Linked DNA regions of Mus musculus: all the other regions are linked to region 1. A link is a contact called in ENCODE Hi-C or POLR2A ChIA-PET data. All regions are on one chromosome and are shown on one strand. The core of a region is the stretch at or near the end of the contact, and the rest is flanking DNA. Distances in the headings are between cores, read along the strand shown.

Region 1 (3,409 bases), core at 4-2,503:
ATACTATTCATTAAAAATTATATTCGAAGTTGTTATAATTGGATTTTTATTCAAAAATTTTAGTCGCTCGTTTTTTTTTTTTTTTTTTTTAGATATCATGGTGTGCTTTGGTAGATAATTTGTATGAAAAAAATTGTCATCTTCAACCTAATTTGAATTGTTTACACATCCATGGGAAAGCCTGTTAACCTTGGTGAGACATCTCCGAGACTGCCTTCTACGAGATAAACAGATTTAAACCCCATTAGCAGCAAAATCTGCATCTTCTTTGAATTAAAACTGTGCAACAAGAAAAAGGGGAGTTTTAAGCTGTGAATGTCCAGGTCTCCAAGTACAGTGTGGCCATGGCGCCAGGTCACGGATGCGATCTTAAAAGCTGCATTTTCAACTTTTGAGTGGGTAAAATTCATTCCTGAGAACTGAGTGTTTTTGACACACTGGTCAGGTAGGGGGCTTTTGAGATGCTCTACCGTTTCCCCCTCTCTGCCTGCGTAAGAAGTGGGGGTATTTTGGTCTCAGGCTCCTGTCATCCTCCGTCCTAGACAGAAACTACCACACAGTGACTCTGGAGTACCAAGTCCCCCTGCTGTTCGGTCTTATTGTCCCATCGCCACAGGGAAACCTGCGGGCACGTTTGCGCCCACCCCGGGGCACCTCTGCATCTCTGAGTATGGAGGGGACTCCGAACAAAGAGAGAAATCAAGGGACCAAGGAGAATGGAGGGTCAGGGAAGGATCCGGGAACACGGGAACCCAGCGGGAGGAAATGAGGGGGATCGGGAATATGTCTGCTATCTTTGGTCTTTTTGGGGGGTGCCGGTCCGTGTGACCGGATCAGAAGGTGCAACCGGGCAGCCGGGCGGCGGGGACAGGTGCCCGGTTGCCCGGCTAGGCTCCCCCAGCTCCGGCCGCTCCGGCCGCACTTCTGCAACGTTGGGCTGTACACCTCCCAGCGCCGACTCCTTCGGTGCGCCGTAGCCCTCGCCTTATATACCCTGCTAAAAATAGCCTGTGAGACGTCTTTCCAATCAGCGCAGGCCGAGTTCGAATTGCACCAATAAGGAGGCCTTTAATGAAGAGGCTCGGTCACGCCAGGCGGGGCCGCTGTGTGTCCGCACCGGCGATTGGTGCGAGCTGACATCATCGTCGCGCAGCCCCGGGTACAGGAGCGGCAGGATTGGGTACCGTGGGGGGCGGAGCTCCAAGCTGGTCACGTGGGGGGAGAAGGGGGGAGCCAAGCGGGGGAGGAGGGGGGAGGCTGGCAGCGGAGCTTTGAATAGGGAAGTTTTGCAGGGGTTACGCTTGCAGTCAGTCCGCTGTTTGCAAATATTGCGTGGGCTCGGCGCGCTGCGGGCTGCGGGAGGGTCCGGACCCGGCGTCCGATTGCAGCGCCATCCAGTTTGCATGAAACTTTCACCTGCGCTCCCGGGAACAGTTTCTGCTCGGACTCCTGATCGTTCACCTCCCTGTTTTCCCGACAGCGAGGACTGTCTTTTCCAACCCGACATGGATGTGCTCCCAATGTGTAGCATCTTCCAGGAACTACAGATTGTGCACGAAACGGGCTACTTCTCGGCTCTGCCGTCCCTGGAGGAATATTGGCAACAGGTAAATACGGATTTTTTTTTTTTTTTCACCTGCCCGGTACGCCGAGGAGGGAGTCGCGCGGAGGAGCAGGCAAGATGGTGTGTGCTTGGAAGTGCATCTTTTTAATGATGATTAGCATTTGCCTAATTAAAAATATAAAGTAATGATCTTAAGATGTCCTTCTGCTGCCTGGAATGATGAAGGCACTGTAGAGCGAGCCTTCGGGAGCGAGGAGTAGAGTTGTCATTTGTGTGAAGGCGAGCTCTCCTTCCCACTACGTTTTTATTTCTTCATTTTTTTTTCGTGTTTTGCTAATTCCGAGCTTACGAGCAGCATACACCTGGGGGGGGGGACCCCAAATTATTCTGACCGATCCAGACCTGAGCCCTTGGCACAAGTTTGGGGTTTGTACCAGCTCCAAACTCCACAGCTGGACCCTGTCATACGAACGAGCTTGCCTTGACTACCAAAAGATTTGATTTAAGGATTTTGGTTTTGTTTTGATATTTGTATGTCCCAAATTTAAAAGTCTTAACATTTTGCTTGCGGAACGCAGTAGTTCTTTTTGAATTCAAGGCCATTTGCAGTTTCTTTTCCGTCTGGATAATTTCTTATCATTCACGTATGCCTGCCTTGTTTTTCTTACCTGCTTTTCTTGTTGACTGCGCGGCGGGTGTGTGTGTGTGGGGGTGCTGTTTGCACACAAGTGACTTGTCAGTCATATGACAATGAGTCCATTCCTAGTTGCTTCGGGTCTTACTTTGGGCAAGAAAAATCTCTAATTCCGGCATTTTAGTGGAACTAGAATTTGGGGCAACCGGAATAAAAGAAACACCCCCTACCCCTTCTAAGTCATAGGATTCTGTGAGTGGCAAAAATATTCTCAAACACTTTCACCATTGTCTTTAAAAACGATGATTCTGTGGCCGTCTCTCTACCCTTCTGGGTATTTTTTTTCCTCCAAGTGAATTAGCAGATCAAATAAATTCCGTCGGTTTCACAACCTCCCAGGCTTTAAAACCCAGGAAAAGCGAAGTGTTGGCTGAAACCTCCCCATGCCGGCTTAATTGTTCACAATCCTCTCTGCCTTTCTCTCCCCCTCTCCATTTTTCCTCCTCAAAGAAGCTGCTCCCTGGGACGTGATTGAAATTGATCTTAGTAGTTTCCTTTAGGCATTTGGGATTTGGGCAACTAGCCAGACTTGGCTCCTGGTCCCCTTCAGAGCCTTTTAAACTCCCAGAGAGCTTCGATCAGGTCCCCACTGCTCATCAGCATACTGGCGATTTTAAATTAGCCAGTTGATTAAAGTTTAACAAGATCTTCATAAATGTCTTCGCCATTTCTTTGGAACATCAATAATAGGTATCGCCGCTTCGATTCCTAATACTGTACACACTGTAACAGACATCGAATTTTGGGGGGAAATGGAAAACAGGCACCCCCTCTTCCTTAGCTTGCTTGTGCTTGCTGTGTGAGGCCGGGACTTAGGATGTGTATACTGTGATAGAAGGCACATTGTTTAGTAAGCTTTAGCCCTTTTGCTGGTAGCCTGTGCTCAAGATGGTCTGTACCCTGATAACATTTTTTTGTTGCAGTTTAGTGCCGAAATTTCTGTCTGTAGAATAGAATACACAGAGGCACAGACGGCCTTATATGGGCATGCAGGCAAAGCTAGTGAAAAATCAGGGCCTACATAATTGAATCCTAAAATCTTTCCTACCGTTTTTCTTTTCCAGTGGCTAGAAAGTTTGAGATGGTGGGGAGAGGGGATTGCTGATCTCTGCAGTGTGTAGCTCCTTGAAAGGTTGGTGGCAGGGCTGGGA
Region 2 (3,347 bases), core at 843-3,342, 260 kb before region 1:
TGACAAGTCATAGTTTCATTAAAACATCACTGACTACATTTAAAAGAGCAATTTTATAATTTTGGGTTAGGTTTTGTTGTTGTTCTTTTTTTTTTTTTTTGAGACTATTTCTTATTATGATGACCATGACTGAAATTTGCATTATTTGTAATTATGTGAATTCCTGAGAAAAAAATATATAACAGTCTATGTTGATTTCATTAATGATCCAGAAAATGTAGAGCTGGCTCAGTGGATAAAAGAGGTATTGTATAAACATGAAAATAAGAGTTTGGATCTGTATAAAATTGAAGAAGAGAATACTTGGAAGTTTGAAGTCCTAACACTTAGGAGAGAGAGATGGAGATTTCCAGGGATAGGCTGGCTGGACTAGCCTCAGTCAGGAATTCCCCGTTTGCTAAATAACATGGAGAGCTATCAAAGAAGACACTCATAAGCAAAGTCTGGCCTCCACGGGCATGTGCACACACATGCAAGCACACACACACATAAGAACACAAAAACATAGACACACACACACACACACCCACACACACCCACACACACACACACACACAAGAACACAAAAACATAGACATACACACACACACACACACACACACACACACACACACACACACACACCCACACCCACACACACACACACAGAATGACTGACAAAGTGATCCTACTTTGAAAGTAAGAGTATCCCAGTGGGGCTTGGAACATTATTTTTCTGAAATAGAATTAACCATCCTTGTTGAAGCAATGTTACTTCCAAGTCCACATTTGTACTCATTTACATTGGCCACTGTGGTCTAAAGAGTGATTAAAGAGAAACATTACTTCATTTTACATTTCTATGATAAATGACTCATTATATTTTAATTAAGTTATTATTCCCTTGTAATTTCAATGATTTTCTTCTTAGAAAGTGCAATTCTGGTGAAGCTGGTTTTGTTTACATTTAGCATGTCCATTCAAAGGAAATGTTTAAACTTTTCTTTAATTATGGATTTTACACACTGATTTATTTTAACACTAAATGTGAAACATCCTTTTTAAGGATGGCGTCTTAGCAAAAACATTCACACACATGGCACTTTCATTTTCACCACAGTCCATTATGAATATATTAGGAGTCCTTATTTTCTTAAATAATTAGTTTTATTAGGGATATAAAAATAAAATAGATTAAATCACAGTACATAATTGAAACTTATGGTACATGGTACATAAATGTAGCCATCTGGACTCAGACTAAGAAAAGAAAAAATATGTTTTTTGCTGATATGTTCTGGTCTGAACAGATGTTTCAAAGCCCACATGGAGGATATGAACCACTTAAAATAACACGTTTGAGGATCAGCACTAGAATTATCAACAGCAAATGGCTGTTCTCATTGAATTTAATGAAATTGCAAATAAAGATAGGATTTCAGAGAGTTATAACAATGGAAGACAGTTGTAACCAATCTCCTAGTCTCCATAACACTGCTCTATCATAGGAGAACGATAAGTGTGCAAAATGTCCCACATATACTTATGCTAAGAAAAATCAGGAGGACAGTGTGTAAGTGTGTGTGGGGGTGGGGGGAATAATGTGTGTGTTTGTATCTGTGTGTAAGTCTGTGTTTGTGCATTTGAGTTGTATCTGTATGTTTATGTGAGTATATCTGTCATAGTGTGTAAACATGTACACATATCTCGATGTGTATCTCTGGGTTATGTGTCTTTCTCCCTGTCTGTGTGTGTTTGAATAACTGTGTATGTGTGTGACTATGCACTTGCCTTTGACTGAGTGCTCTGTCTCTGGGTGTTTTTGTCTCTCTGTGTGTCTGCTGTGACTGTGTATTTGTAGGAGTATGTACATGTCTATCTCTCTGCGTATATGTGACTGCATTTGTCTGACTGTATCTATGTGTATATTTATCTCATTTTCTGCACGTAGGAACAATGTAACTGTGTGTGTGCAATTTTAAAATAAAGGCCTGTTACACATGCTAAAGCTTCCCTGTCAATAACTTTCCACATTCCTTCTCTCAGTTGAAATCTAAGAATAACATTTCCTCTATTTAGGGACATTCCGTTCTTGTCTCGCCCATGAATAGCTAATTGCTCCTGACATTCCCATGTGACCATGACTTCAGCTCTTTAACCCACACAGAACTCTTTCCTGCTCTGAGTGTGACTGGGCATCCTGCAGTTAGCTTCTCTTAAACATTGCTTCAAGTAGTTTTAAAGGAAGATTGGAAGGCTGCAGTAAGATAAGGAGGAATTAAAGACATTGCACAAATAAAGATTTAAGCTTGTTTCACGTAAACTTGTCTTTAGATTCGTTGGGTACTTTGTTGGGCAAATATTTTCTGGTGAGGAATTAGATAAGGAAAAAGAACTATCCTGTCCATACTGAGTAGTATCATGTTGGCCTTGGCATTGTAGCTTGGTGTCCATATAGATTCTAGGCCACTGCTGTGGCACAGGAAATGCAATGAAGCAAAGGCTGCAGACATGTCTAAAATTCCCACCTTGAATGGAAGTATAAATGCATAAATGGGTCTTCAAAAACATAGAACAGGGATTTTCAAGAAAAGGAGACATGGGCGCAGTGTTTCTGAGAAGCATTCTATCACGCCACCTATCCTCATCACTGAGAGTTCTCTGTTACAGAGCTATGACTACAAATTCAATCTCTGATTTCTGGGCTAGGCTAGAAGCCGTGTTTCTCTCTTAGATTACCACATTCTAGAGTGTGTAGTGTGCAGTGTCCAAGGCACAGTCTCCAACATAAGGAGGAAGGACCGCAGTCATGTCAGCTTTTTAGAGAACAGCTTCTAGGCAAGAAGACATAATCAGAGGCAGAACTTATCCTGGGCTTTACACTTGCTTGTTTAGCCCAGGGCCTTGTATACAGACACTCAGCATAACCCCCAGGTCCAGGCAGCCACACTTACCAGAACCTTTACTTTATATTCCCGGTTTCCATCATGAGCTCTGACAGCTGGGTCCTGCTTCAGATTACCATCACCAGACAGATATACAGGGCTGTATGAATTATGCAACACTGTAACCAAGTAGAACTTTGCTTATCCCTGTGCTGACCATACAATGTTTGGTCCAAATATCTGCTCTTCATCCACCTGAGCACATACATGTGTGAAGTGAGAGTTAATATTTGTAAAATCAACTTGAGATTTCTAATCCCTGCCTAACTACATTGTGACTACATGACTTCAGTCTGTTGTAATGATTAGGTTTTCAAACCAAGGTATGTCAGCATATTTTCACTACACTGTGGTCCAAGAAGAAATAAAAAGTTTCAAGAAGGCACACTAAAATTGAAACTGACAACAGATGCCCACCCCAAA
Region 3 (3,297 bases), core at 353-2,852, 340 kb before region 1:
GCACGCCTTTAATCCCAGCTCTTCGAGACAGGGGCAGGACGATTTCTGAGTTCGAGGCCAGCCTGGTCTACAAAGTGAGTTCCAGTACAGCCAGGGCTATACAGAGAAACCCTGTCTTAGAAAACAAAACAAAACAAAACAAAACAAAAACAAAAACAAAAACAAAAATAAAAATAAAAATAAAAACCACCCCCCCCCCCAAAAAAAAGGAAAGGTAGACGAAATACAGAAAACACTTGAAAAATGGCATGAAAATTATTGCTGGAAAATGAGAGCTAGCCACAGTGAATTTATAAAAAGACCAAAAGCACCAGAGGCTAAATGTGACACCAGAGCAAGTGTAGTCTTATCACTTCTGAAGAGTGTGCTGAGTCCTGTATTATCACATTTCTTATGGTTACCTCTAATAATTTTTGCCCCCATTTTAACAAAGAGGAACATTCTTTTCTTAGACTAGAGAGGTCAGGAAAGTAAAGTTGTTCAATATAGTGTGCTCATCCTTTTTCAATCTGAAAATCTATATTCAATCAATATAGTTTTCAAATAAAGAACTTATTAGTTTAGTCAACTGCCACTTTATATGAAGGTATATATATTAAGATATCCCTTTATCCTTATTTATACGATGGTAAATTTTAATCATGATCAGTCACTGTCTGTAGAATTTTACAGGAAAGGGTACCTTCACAGATATGTGCTTACATAGACATATAGTCTGAAATAATTCCATTTACTTAACTCACTTAACTCGTGTTTTTAAAAGATTGATTTTATTGCATGCATACGTGTGTATTCCTCCTTGTCTATATCCAGCAGAAAGACTTGCATCTCCTGGAACTGGAGCAACCTATGGTTCTGTGCCACCTGATTTGGCTTCTGGATATTGAACCTAGATCCTCTACATGAGTAGGAAGAGCTCTTAACCACTGAGCACTTTTTCATCACATCTAGAATAGCCCATCTCATAAATGGACAGCAATGAAGTCCTAATACCTACAATCACTGGTGGGCACTGTCCCATCATCCTCCCACTCACTAAAGGAGTAACACTGAGAGGTGTCAGGTCACTGGGGTATTCCTCAGGTATGTCCCCCTAGAGGTCAACAAGCCCCCAATCAAAAAGCAAGAACCCAGCTTAGAAGAATTCACAGACTCCAACTATTTTGAGATCTGTCACCTGGACTTGCAAAAGCTTCCTTAGAGAGCTGCCCAAGAGGAATGTATCTAAGCTATTTTCTCAATCCTGCACAGATGGTTCATAAAACACATAGATTTATATCACAAGTCTGAAAATACCTTTCTGCTTGACAAGTACTGCCTTATTTCTGAGACTATACACATACATGAGATAGTTATCCATAAGCCTTTAATTCTGTGGAGCCAAATATGTATTAGACATATTGGCAGGTACTCCTCGATCTTTCTAAAGACTGATATTTCATTTTTGTCATGTAGACACTGATATGTGTTAAATTATTATATTTGTTTGATATTGTGTTTATAGCTCCAGTGGTTGGGATTGAAAGGGGAGGTGTTTAATCACAGTGTGAGCACTATAGAGCCTCTAAGGAACAGACCACCTCGAGGCCAAGCCCCTGCCTTTCACCATGGAGACCATAAAGCTGAATAATGTAACCATCCTGTAGTTTCAAAGCAGCTTCTACCAAGCCATGGTAGCAGATGTATTCACACATTTCCAAGATGCTTCTTGGCATCCAAATGATACAACAGGTGTGGCTGTTACACACTTGATAATTAAATCTGGTCAATTACTTTAAAGTCTGGAAGAATCTGTTCCATTTTCAATTATGAAGCTATTTTTTAAAAATTATATATTTATTTAACTACAGTAGCGCAAGATAGGAAATTGGAATAACCTAATAATTTCACAAGCATAGCAAAGACAATGACATACTATTCTGAACATTTTTATCTGAATATATGATAATAATGTAACTACATATCAATTGCAAAATACAGGTATCAGGGAGGGTCTCTGTCCCTTGTGAACTTATGTCAGATCTGTTAGTTCTGCTAAATGCAGAGCTGTGTCCTCAGGAGTATATCTTCTAGATCTTGTAATAATACATTAACTGTGGGAGATGACTTCCCTTGTTACTCCACTATTCATTGATCTAGTGTGTGTGTGTGTGTGTGTGTGTGTGTGTGTGTGTGTGTGTGTGTATGTGTGTGTGTGTTTGTATAATGTGGATGTGTATGTTACTGTGCACACGGCCAGAAAATAAACTGAGTTAGTTCTAACGTCACGCTATGTGAGTCCCAAGGATGGAGCTTAGATAATCAGGCTTCATGACCTCCCCACACCCCCTCTTGCTTGCTGTCTTGCTCTTTCATACTCTACTTTCTTCTTCATTAACAAAATCGATGTGTGTCCTCATTCCATCCGTAAATTTGTGCTTCTATGTTTATTGCTGTTGCTCTGCCTTGCATAAATTTCTTTGAGCCTTTTTCATTCACCTTTGAATATTCACCCCGTTGATTTTCGATCATGTGCTACATACCTGGAAACTGAGTACATAGCCTTATATGTGATGCCTTCTATCTCATTTACTCTTTGGTTCTAAATGTGTTCAAGGTCAACTATTGATCTTCAGGTAAATTCTTTGTCTGACTTGGTTTCAATGGTATTTTCTTAACGATAACTTCCTGTAGTGGGGATTATTCTGCTTTCCTGCATATCCTGTCATTTTGTACTTTTTACACTCTTTTAAGCTGCGACATTTTTATAACAAATGTGTCCACTTACAACCACATATGCGATTTAGTATCTCTTACTGTCCCAACTGATTGATATTGAGATTGTAGAATGATTTGTCTTCAGAACTCTGCAAAGTCCTACTGACTTCCACCTGTCCTTCCTGCTTCTGAGAACCCAGAGTGAATATATGTCTGGTTTTCCTTTGAGACCAGTGCAAGACCCACTGCTTCTTCCTCTTCAGTTTTGAAGACATGTCCTTTGTTCCAGGTGTGCTAACATCTAAGATAATCCATCTATGCCTCATTCCTTTTTGACCAGTAAATCAGATTTTTTCTTTTTTACACTAAAGCCCCTTGTCTCTCTTTGACTCTAGAAAATTCTATTTTATATTGTGACCTTTGCTTTTGTTTCCTGGTTTCTTGGCTCGTTTAAGCTACCTTAATATTAACACATTTACTGGCATAGTCCCTTGTCACAATCTCTGACTCTTTCAACTTTTGCCCAAAATAGGAGAAATTTCTTTAACATTTCCTTCAATTCCTGTAATGTGGTTTTCAGAGATATATTTCATAAAACTT

The links. Hi-C counts contacts between places; a loop is a spot of excess contacts on that map. ChIA-PET counts read pairs that join two places held with the same protein, here RNA polymerase II (POLR2A).
Region 2: a loop to region 1 is called in a map of heart, with 3 times the contacts of the local background. The contact joins the enhancer-like site here to the promoter of Klf6 in region 1. A Hi-C loop is called at or near these places in 8 of 37 maps with a recorded cell type or tissue (adrenal gland, gastrocnemius and heart). POLR2A ChIA-PET finds 5 or more read pairs at or near these places in 2 of 5 experiments (Patski and embryonic stem cell).
Region 3: a loop to region 1 is called in a map of heart, with 2.8 times the contacts of the local background. The contact joins the enhancer-like site here to the promoter of Klf6 in region 1. A Hi-C loop is called at or near these places in 2 of 37 maps with a recorded cell type or tissue (T-helper 17 cell and heart). POLR2A ChIA-PET finds 5 or more read pairs at or near these places in 1 of 5 experiments (Patski).

Annotation. Positions count from the first base shown.
Region 1 is chr13:5,860,236-5,863,644 of GRCm38, forward strand. It overlaps Klf6 (Kruppel-like factor 6), which reads left to right and starts at 1,254. Exons shown (of 4, transcript NM_011803.2): 1 at 1,254-1,607. The coding sequence starts at 1,404.
Region 2 is chr13:5,602,304-5,605,650 of GRCm38, forward strand. No RefSeq gene overlaps it. Among named protein-coding and RNA genes, the nearest start is that of Gm40661, 51 kb to the left of the region's middle. Within about 2 kb of position 2,093, at least 1 of the 3 ENCODE cell types and tissues checked has a DNase peak (open chromatin) inside an H3K27ac peak, as active enhancers do; it is heart, where a contact is called at or near this core.
Region 3 is chr13:5,518,148-5,521,444 of GRCm38, forward strand. No RefSeq gene overlaps it. Among named protein-coding and RNA genes, the nearest start is that of Gm40661, 34 kb to the right of the region's middle. Within about 2 kb of position 1,603, at least 1 of the 3 ENCODE cell types and tissues checked has a DNase peak (open chromatin) inside an H3K27ac peak, as active enhancers do.